Regions from separate parts of the Homo sapiens genome. Here region 2 is linked to region 1. The links are chromatin contacts, found by Hi-C or POLR2A ChIA-PET in ENCODE. All regions are on one chromosome and are shown on one strand. The core of a region is the stretch at or near the end of the contact, and the rest is flanking DNA. Distances in the headings are between cores, read along the strand shown.

What was found. Hi-C counts contacts between places; a loop is a spot of excess contacts on that map. ChIA-PET counts read pairs that join two places held with the same protein, here RNA polymerase II (POLR2A). Pooled maps may share reads with other maps.
Region 2: a map of thyroid gland shows a loop between it and region 1 (2.1-fold over the local background). The contact joins two enhancer-like sites. A Hi-C loop is called at or near these places in 1 of 168 maps with a recorded cell type or tissue (thyroid gland) and 3 of 50 pooled maps. POLR2A ChIA-PET finds 5 or more read pairs at or near these places in 4 of 52 experiments (Caco-2, PC-9, T-cell and 1 more).

Annotation. Positions count from the first base shown.
Region 1 is chr1:91,618,930-91,624,169 of GRCh38, forward strand. No RefSeq gene overlaps it. Among named protein-coding and RNA genes, the nearest start is that of CDC7, 120 kb to the left of the region's middle. Within about 2 kb of position 3,827, at least 5 of the 41 ENCODE cell types and tissues checked have a DNase peak (open chromatin) inside an H3K27ac peak, as active enhancers do; they include thyroid gland, where a contact is called at or near this core.
Region 2 is chr1:91,748,839-91,753,694 of GRCh38, forward strand. The region is part of intron 4 of TGFBR3 (transforming growth factor beta receptor 3); the gene reads right to left. Among named protein-coding and RNA genes, the nearest start is that of TGFBR3, 130 kb to the right of the region's middle. RefSeq lists an enhancer at 4,098-4,598. Within about 2 kb of position 2,624, at least 14 of the 41 ENCODE cell types and tissues checked have a DNase peak (open chromatin) inside an H3K27ac peak, as active enhancers do; they include thyroid gland, where a contact is called at or near this core.

The sequences.
Region 1 (5,240 bases), core at 2,577-5,076:
CTTTGAACTTGCTCTTATTCATCAAATAAGACCCTTTTGAAATTTGTGTTAATAATAAGGGCCATAAATGGATCCAAAGTGCCTTGTAACTGAAACCACTCAGAAGGCAATGAGAATATTGCCCACCTTGTATATCCAGATAGACATTTTCTTTTTAAGCAGCCAGATACATTATTGATGTGTATCCAGTTTGGACCATCTATAAAACTACTGATTTTCATTTTTGATTTTTTTTTTTTTTGAGACAGGGTCTCATTCTGTCACCTAGGCTGGAGTGCAGTGGCATGATCATGGCTCACTGCAGCCTCGAACTCCTGGGCTCAAGTGATCCTCCCACCTCAGCCTCCTGAATAGCTGGGACTACAGGCATCCACCACTACGCCCAGCAATTTTTATTTTCATTTTTTTGTAGAGCTAGGTTTTCGCCATGTTGCCCAGGCTGGTCTTGAACTCCTGGGCTCAAGCGATTCACCCACCTTCTGGGATTACAGGCGTGAGCCACCATGCCCAGCCCATTTCTGATTTTAAATGGGACTTGGTTAACTGCCCAGGTAGAAACATGCCTAAATTTCTTCTGAAGTATTTATGAAGCACAGAAAGATTAAAATCTCATCTACCATCAAAAGCTAAGACCAACAGAAAGCCACTTGGCTTTCTGTTGCCAAGTGGCAACTGGCTATCAGCCTGGCCTTTTTCTCAAGAAACAGAGGCTCTCTAACCATGGAAAAGAAGGTGGGAAGAGGTTTCGCTCCTCCTAGCTGCTCTACTCCCCTACATAGAGAGCTAGAGTCTACACCACAAGAAACCTGGTGGCCATCCCTTTGCCATAATGGTGTTACATTTTGAGTTCATATAAATATGTTTCATCAGCTCCATCTTTTGCCATCCACTTGGAGACCAATTCTTGGAAGTGTATCAGACTGGGAGTGCTGGATACATTGCGTTCTGTTAGGAATAATCACCAGAAATAAAATGCTACAGCTGGGGATAGAAGTGTATCACAGAATCAGACAATGGGGTAGGAATTCAGCACAGCAGAGCTATATTATAGGAATGTTAGCTAAATTCTCGAAATTGGGCCAAGATCCATTATCATCAACCTGCTCTCCAGCTGTAGAGCTGAGAAAATTCAATCATTACCCAAGTGTCCAATCAACAGAACCAAATAAAATCTACACACCCTGTCTGTGGGTGAATCCGAGACTAGCTCATTCTCTTCTCGTTCAAACATGAGTAATCAGGAAAAAAAAAAAAAAAAAGAAAGCTGGCATTGGGAGCACAAATACAATTATGCAGAAGACAAGATGAAAAACATTCCTCTGAAAATGATCTCCTACAGGGGAACCAGAACACATTTTAGAAAACTGTGTAATATCCTCAGAAGCATGGAAGAAACTTCTGTGAAAGAGGTACAAATAGTCACAAAGAAAGAAAAGAATCGGTTGCAAAGACATGAAGTAAGATGAAGAGCAACAAGAGATAGGTGAGCTTAATAAGAATATAAATAAATATTAACTAAAATATAATACACTTATTAAATAATATAAATTACACATTCAGATGAAGAAAGAGTGGCATTAGCCTTTCAGAAAAGTATATTAGTATTCTGGAGATCACACTTGAGATGTTCTATAGTGTAGAGGAAAAGAACAAGGAAATGTAAATGGTGTGTGAGAAGATGGTAGACACAGAAGACAGAGAACATGATTCAAAATGACCTTTTCTTTTGAGACGGAGTATCGCTCTGTCACCCAGGCTGGAGTGCAGTGGTGAGATCAGGGCTCACTGCAACCTCCGCCTCCCGGGTTCAAGCAATTCTCCCTGCCTCAGCCTCTCAAGTAGCTGGGATTACAGGTGCCAGCCATCACACCCGGCTAATTTTTGTATTTTTAGTAGAGATGGGGTTTCGCCATGTTGGCCCGGCTGGTCTTGAACTCCTGACCTCAGGTAGTCTGCCCGCCTCAACCTCCCAACCTGAGCACGTTTTTAAATTGAAAGAAGAAAAGAATCCTTCAGGTACTCAGGTTGAAAAGTTAATAATAAGCTATTTACAAAGGAGAAGAAAGTAATCTAATCTCTGATTTCTCTGCAATGCTAACTGCCAGAAAACAATGGAGCCAAATCTACAAATTTTTGATGGAAAACGATTGTGAATCTCAATTTTCTATCTAACCACGTTGTCACTGATTAATGAAGGCAACAGAAAGACATGCTCAGATAGGCAAGGACTCAGAAAATAGATTGGTCTATGGTCTCTTCTCGAAAACATTATTTGAAGACATACAATAACCAACTGATAAAAGAATCAAAATCAACAACACACACACAGGTGCACACACAACATACACCTTCATGCAGAAGAGCAGGAATTCCTTCAGTTTGGAACCATGTTCTGGAATTCAGTAGACTGTGATATCTGGGATATTGTATACTCAGAGACTAAGCTTACCCCTTGTGAGAAACATTGTTGCTTGCTAACATGTTTCCCTCCTTCCTCCTTTCCACCACAACCCCAACTTTGTTCATCTCCATCGCCTTACATAACCATGGGCATCAAAGGAAGGTAGCCTCATACCCAGACACCAAGTGGACTGTGACCGGTCTACCTCCCGGTCTGTGATTGGTTTAGGTATGCACATGTGACATAACCCCAGCCAATAAGACATGAGGAAAGCCTGTAGGGGAGACTTGGGGGAAAATTTTTCTCACTCTTAACTAGAGACACCTAGCAGGAGACAGGCTCATCTTCTCTTGCACTGCCATGTCCAGGAACTGCTGCAATCATCTCACAGCCATGAAGGGAGCTGGCTTGAGGACCCCCCCAATATATCTAGGATGGCAAAGCCAGAAGATGAAAAGAACCTGGGTCATTGCTGAAATTGTTGATTAGCTAAATTAACCAAACCTGGATCTGCAGTGTGACACTAGATGTATTTATTATTTAATACAAATGAGTCCAAATTTTCTGTCATTTACAGCCAAAAGCATCCTAAGTGACACAGTGCTGCAGTGTTAACTTAGCTATTCCTCCACTCGCTAGAGTCTAAGCAGTAGAGTCTACTGTTTCCACCTCTCTTTCAGTGCCAAGAAACATTTCTTGAGCCATATCCTTTAACCCACAGTTCATATGGAATCTCTTGCCTGATTTGATGGTCACTTATAACAATAACTGGTGCTGTTCTTGTCCAGATTTTTCTAACAATGGCTAAGCTTATTACATAGTGAAGATCCTGTGCCAAGAAAATTACTGAACAACTGTTCTTTTCTCTCCCTCTCCACAAAAGGAGTATTGCGTAGAATAACATAAATGAACTTTTTCATTGCTAAAGAACTTGAGAAATGGCTTTTGTGCATCTTTAAGTCTCATGTTAAATGACCTAACTCACTGAAATTTTTTTTAATGATGAAAGATAATAAATCACTTAGGGACTGACAATACATATCATTAAGTGCCTCTTCCTAAATTATTTGACCTATGAATATAAATGGCACTTAAAAATCAGCATATATTATCTCAACTATGTAAACGCATAGGAAAAAAACTAAAAAAAAAATTCACTAAATTGTTTCTGGTGATTTTGCACGTTGGGGCATGGTGATTATTATTTTCTTCTTTAAACTTACAAACACTGTATTCACTTTTGTCTGTCTTTTCTTTGTTTTATGAGTGCATGACCTTCCTTGACCCAGGAAGTACATGGCACCACCTCATTTTCCTAAAAGAGCAAAGTGGACCATTCCCCCTCCTCTCAGCTCTTCAGGGCAAGTATATTTTCTTTCCCAATTCAGATTTCCCTGAATTAGATTTACAACTTCTATTTCTAGCAAGATCTCCCACGCCAAGGCTGCAGAGTTGGCACCCCTCCCTCTGGCACCCTTGATGCGTTCACATGATCCAGACTTCTTCTACAGAGACTGTCCTACAATGGGCACCAAGTTCTGCCTATTTCGCCTCTGAGCTAATTCCCTCCAATAACTAGTTTCTTGATACTCCCCTTTGGAATCATTTTCCTGGCTTCTTTCCTGGATTACTTCTTTCATCCTGCCTAGAAACCCTTTATTCTTTGTGGTCAATTGAAGGGCAAAGGGGACATCCTCTAAGCCTTTCATCCTTATCCAAATGGGAGATTACCTTGCATTCATAGCATTCAAAATGTAAGACCCCTCAGGCGAGAAGATTGGCCTAGCACACAGGGCGTGTAGTTCAACTTGACAGTTCAGTGACCATGTGTACTTCTTAGATCAATGTGGTCCCAGGAAACTACCATGGCAAACTGCCTATTAGTTCTGCCTGTTCACTGTCAAGATCTCTCAGGAAAAGTGCTCTTAACTCTCTCCTGGTACATTTGTACCTGGAGGGCAGATTGAATTGACTTTGATCACTTGACATTCTGGCTCCTTACAAGTCTCTCTCTCCTTATCCTCCACAAGACACTGATCATCATTTGATTCCAAGATTGGTAGGACCCCTCTACCTGGGCAGATCCCAACTGTAACAGATACAAATAATCCTTTGTTTTGAAGATGGCTATTTTGATGTAGAGGAACAGAGGCTTGACTCAAATTAACTAAAGAAAAAGGGAATCAATTTTTAAAGATAAACATGAGGCAAAGGGGGATCAGAAATGGCATAAGAATTCAAGGACAGGTACCATAGTATGGCTGGGCACCAGGGGAAATCTGCAACTAGCAGAGACCACTCTCTCTAGGCATCTACCTATCTCTGGCAATGACCGCTCCATTCTCCTCCCTAACTGACCAGCTTTCTCTGCTTACCCATTCTTTCAAATTCCTCTAACTTTGGAATGCCTGTGGCTTGTGAGGGCCACTCAGGCCCCAGCCTAATGGCAACTCTTGATATAGAGATTTGGCTTTTGCCTTCAGTGTTCATTGGTCTAGTTTTAGAAAAGCTGCAATTTAAAAATAAATGTTTCAATTATAGAATTTAACACACAACACATACACACTACAGTAGAATACTAAAGCCCCACATACCCATCACCCAACTTCCAATTACTAATACTTTTCTTCTAAACTTCTGTCAAACTATGCATCTGACAAAGGTCTAATATCCAGCATCTATAAAAAGCCTGTGCAAATTTACAAGAAAAAAAAAACACTAAAAAGTTGGCAAAGGACATGAACAGAAGAAGACATACATAAGGCCAAAAAGCATATGAAGAAAAGCTCAATATCACTGACCATTAGAGAAATGCAAATCAAAACCGCAATGAGATACC
Region 2 (4,856 bases), core at 1,374-3,873, 130 kb after region 1:
TCTTTGTCTCAGTTTCCTCATCTTAAAACAAAGACAACAAAAGCACCTACTTCACAGGCTTATTATGAAGACTAAGCTCATACATGTAAGTACTCAGAAGAGTACCTCACACACGGCACACACTAGAAGTGCTTGTTAAACATACACATATGTGTGTATGTATCCTCACATTGGGCCATGAGATTTGTCTGACAGATGCTGAGGTTGACAGGCCACGAGTCATTCCTCACTATGGCAGGACCATAGCCTTCTTATACAAACTGCAAGAAAAGGATATAAAAACCCTGTTTTAATGGATTGGGGCAGGCTTGGCTCCAAACAGCAGCTCTGAACATCACTCTGCCATCTGTATCACCCAGAACCAATAGAATCTCAAGAACAGGCTCTCTGTGATAAAGATGGAAAGGCCAGAGATCAAATGGACTGTGAGACTTTTGCTAGAGGTGGCAGACGGAAGACCCCCTGACTTCCAGGTATACACTGTGTCATTCACCACCTCAGTGGGACAAGGCAGAGGCAAACCAATGGTGACTCCCTAGCACAGTGGCATTAAGGACCCACAGTTGCAACAAAGACCCTGGGTCATCTAAGGATACAGTGTTAGGAACAAAAGGCAAAAGCAGATCTTGAGAAAAGCAAATTCTATCCTAGACACAGAAATTAGAAGGCTAAAGGGACTCCTTCCTCCCCTGCGAAATCAGAAGTAGCTTCCAAGCTAGAGTTAGATAATGTGGACTCGAGGTGCAAGAACCAATTTGCCTCAAATAAACCCAACAACCTGTGTCCAGGAAGGAGTTGGACCATCCTGGAGTTGCTTTCTGAGATGGAGAGTGTAGGTCACCTGTGGAGAACCCTTACCAAAGGCATCACTGTCTATAATTTATGAGCGGAACAAGGCACAGCCACAGCCTTCAAGTCAGCCTCCCAGAGTCTCCTGGTAGACAGTTGGGGTTTCTTTCCCCTCCTATTACATGGAAATAAAATATTCTGCAACCTTCCTTAACAAAACAGTCACTTTTTCTACCGAACAGCTCTCTGGAGGCTGGCCACCACGTCAACAAAGGGCACCAGAGATGTGACATTTGATACAATTGCCCAACACTTGGGAAGGGCAGATGCATCTGATTACCAGATTAGCCTTAGACAATAAAGCCTTAAAAGACGTTATGGGACTCCACACGAAGAAACACCAACCTTGCCTCCTCAGTGAAAGTGAGTTTATTTGACCTCAATTTGTTGAATGAAAGCAAAGCCTTCACAGGGCTGCAACCCATGCCTGCACACAGACATGACGCAAGTCCAGCCAGAGCCAGGAAAAGTCTACACTTGCGTGAACCCTCCTGGACAGTAGGTCTTCCTCAGGAAAAATACACCCAGGCAAATCTCCCAGGGGCCACGGGCCATTCACTCACTCACAACATTCACCAGCCTTAACCTAGCAAGTTAGAATAAATCCCAGGGAGTCTTTCAAAAACCCCTTCTGGACCAGGTTTACCAGTTGAAACTGGGCTCTTTCCAATGTTCTAATTGCCATAGTGACATTTAGGAAGAGCTCAATGGCCACAATAGGGCCAAAAACTCCTATTCCTAGGAAACAGGAATGACTTGTTTGAACTAGGGTAGTTGACTGACCCTAGTTCATGAGAGGATCAAGACCCATATAATTAAGGCCCTTAAGGACAAGCCACAAAACCAACAGATGAGCAGACTCCGGAATAAAAATGCATGGTACACAACCACTTGGAATATCCCACAGGACACAATGAGTCATTCCACAAGAGACATTTAAAAAAAGAAGAAGAACCACCAGCAATCTTGAAACATTTAGTTATTTAATCTCCCTTCAAGAGAGAATTTATCTGGGGAAAGACCTCACTGCAAAACACAAACTGGTATATCCGGGTCCCTGGAATACAGGGGTAATGCTTCTGGCCGAGCCAAGAGCTGTGTTTGTGTCTGCAACCTTGACCCATTTGCCACATGCTGTTCTCCAGAGCCAACCTCATGCAGGAAGCTGCCTTGATTGCATTTGGAAGAAGAGAATTCTCATTTTCTCCAATTTCTACTATTCTCATCTTCTCCAATTTTCACTATTATTTAGCGTAATAGTACTTAGCACACTAAACTGCAATTCCCAATTTTTCAATCAGCTCTCCCACACAATGGGAAGCTCCCTGACGACAGGCAATTCACCCCAGTTTTCCCTAGATCCTCCACAGCTAGCACAGTTCACAGTCAGGCACTAAAAACTGTGTGTTGGATGAATGAACAAGCACATACATAAACCATCATACCCGGTATGCTAATTCTGTGTTTTTTTCTAAACATGGGGGTGGGGGAACTGCCAAAGAAGGGAAAGAAGGAAATTAGCAAAGAAAAAAATTATTTCCAGATTTTTAAATGTAACACAATAGAATACAGAATTTTTTTTAAAAAAAGTTCCCTTCTCCACAAGCAAACTTGAATGTCTGAGTTATTCTTAGGGCGTTTTTGGACAGACACTACAACCCTCAGTTACACATCACTTGGCTTCATGAAAAGGTAACAGCTGGACATGCACGGTGGTATGGGCTGTGCGTGTCCCTTCCTAGTGCTGCACTGAGCACACATCTGGGGCTATTTAGCAACTGATTGGAAATTTAGCCTTCTGATTTCCAGTTAAATACTAGGCACAGGAAAACAAATAGCACTTGTTTTTCACTGAGTCTTGTCAGTCATCCAAACTCCAGTGCAGACCAGAGAACTGCCTGTGGTTTGGTGGCAGAGGCCCAAAATATTTGGACCTTTTTTTTTTTAATGCCTCTAGTTTAAGTAAAAGGAATAAACTAGATGTTGGCAGCTCCAGCTTCTTCACCCATCCCTCCCCGCTTCTTGAAAATACAAAACTGGTTTTAAATTTATTAATTTACATTTTTCATTAGGATTAAGTTTTGATTTGTTTTTAATCCAAAGCTAATAGCATAGAGTTTAGTTTCTGTCATTTATTGCAACTGCCCTGCCTTGATATTTACTTGGATTTGCTGAAGAGGCAATGCTCAATTTGCCAGTTTCTGTTCCAAATTAAATTGGGATATAACATCTAGCAGTCGTACTATCAAAGAATCACAGAGTTTAAAAGCTGGGAGGAACTTTAGAGATGAGCTAGTACGATCCCCTCATTTTAGAAATGAGGAAACGAGGTCTGAGTAGTTAAGTGATTTTTTTTCCCGATGATGTATATAACTAGTTAGTGGCAGAGCCAAGACTAGTACTCAGGCCTCCTAACACCCAGGCCAGGGTGTTAACTGGAAACAAAAACCTGAATTACCTCCGAGTAGAGCTGCCCAATAAAGTACAGGACACCCAGTTAAAGTTGAATTTCAGGTAAACAATGAATACTTTTTCAGTATATGTTATGTCCCATATACTACATGGGCACACTAACAAAATGATTTGTTATTTATCTGAAATTCAACTTTAATTGGGCATCCTCTATTTTTATATGCCAGCTCCAGCAATTGTACCTCAAAGACCAAAATCCCCTTCTATGCCCCATCCCCCACTCAAACATACACACATTCACATACATTTGCTCTCTGATTTTAATGATAAATGGCTAGAAAAAAATAGATCACAGCACAGTAATATCGAGAGTGAATGAGGTTGGAAGAAGCTGCTTATTTCTTGAAACTTCTAATCTTAGATACCCTTTTTTCCTTATGAGCATGCAAAGTGACTAAGCCTGACATAAGTAAGCTGGCCAAGGCCTCTGGACTAGGTATTTTAGGTTATTAAAAGCCAGGCACTAGGGTCTCATCTTGAAAACGTCTGCTTGTCCTAGGGCTCCAAGTCTACAGACCTTGCAGGAGAGAATGCTCAAGTTTGGAATACAAATAAAGCAAGATTAAAAAAAAAAAATTAGAGGCCGGGCATAGTGGCTCACACCTGTAATCCCAGTACTTTGGGAGGCCAAGGCAGGTGGACGGCTTCAGCCCAAGAGTTTAAGACCAGCCTGGGCAACAAAGTGAAACCCCATCTTTACAAAAAAAAAAGTCAAAAATTAGCTGGGTGTGGGGGTACATGCCTGTAATCCCAGCTACTCGGGAGGCTGAGGTGAGAGGATGGTTTGAGCCCAGGCAGCAGAGGTTACAGTGAGCCGAGATCATGCCACTGAACTCTAGCTTGGGCTACAGAGCCAGACCCTCTCTCAAAAAAAAAAAGAAAAAAAGAAAAAAAAATCAGGTACATGGAATAAAGTAAAAAGATACATTTAAAAACCTAGTCCCTGCCCAGCACTGTGGCTCGCGCCTATAAACCCAGCACTTTGGGAGGCCAAAGTGGGTGCATCACTTGAGACCAGGAGTTTGAGATTAGCCTGGACAATATGGCAAAACCCTATCTCTACAAAAAATACCAAAAAAAATCAGCTGGTCATGTTGGCATGCACCTGTAGTCCCAGCTACTCGGGAGGCTGAGGCAGGAGGATCGCTTGAGCCCAGAAGGTTGAGGCTACAGTGAGGCATGTTTGCACCACTGCACTCCAGCCTGAGTAAGGGAGTGAGACTCTGTCCTCAAAAAAAAAAAAAAAAAAAAAAAAAAAAGTGCTGCAGCAAGTTTTTACTAGTTTTATGAAATACAGTCCACATACCATAATATTCAGCCTTTTAAACTGTACAATTCAGTGTTTCTGTGTGTATTCACAAGGTGTGGTATATTCACCACTATGTAATTATAGAACATTTTTGTCACCTCCCAAAAGAAATCTCGTATCATTAGTAGTCATTCCCCATTTTCCCCTCCCATCAGCCCCTGGCAATTACTAATCTACTTTCTGTTTCTATAGATTTGCCCATTCTGGACATTTTATATAAATTGGA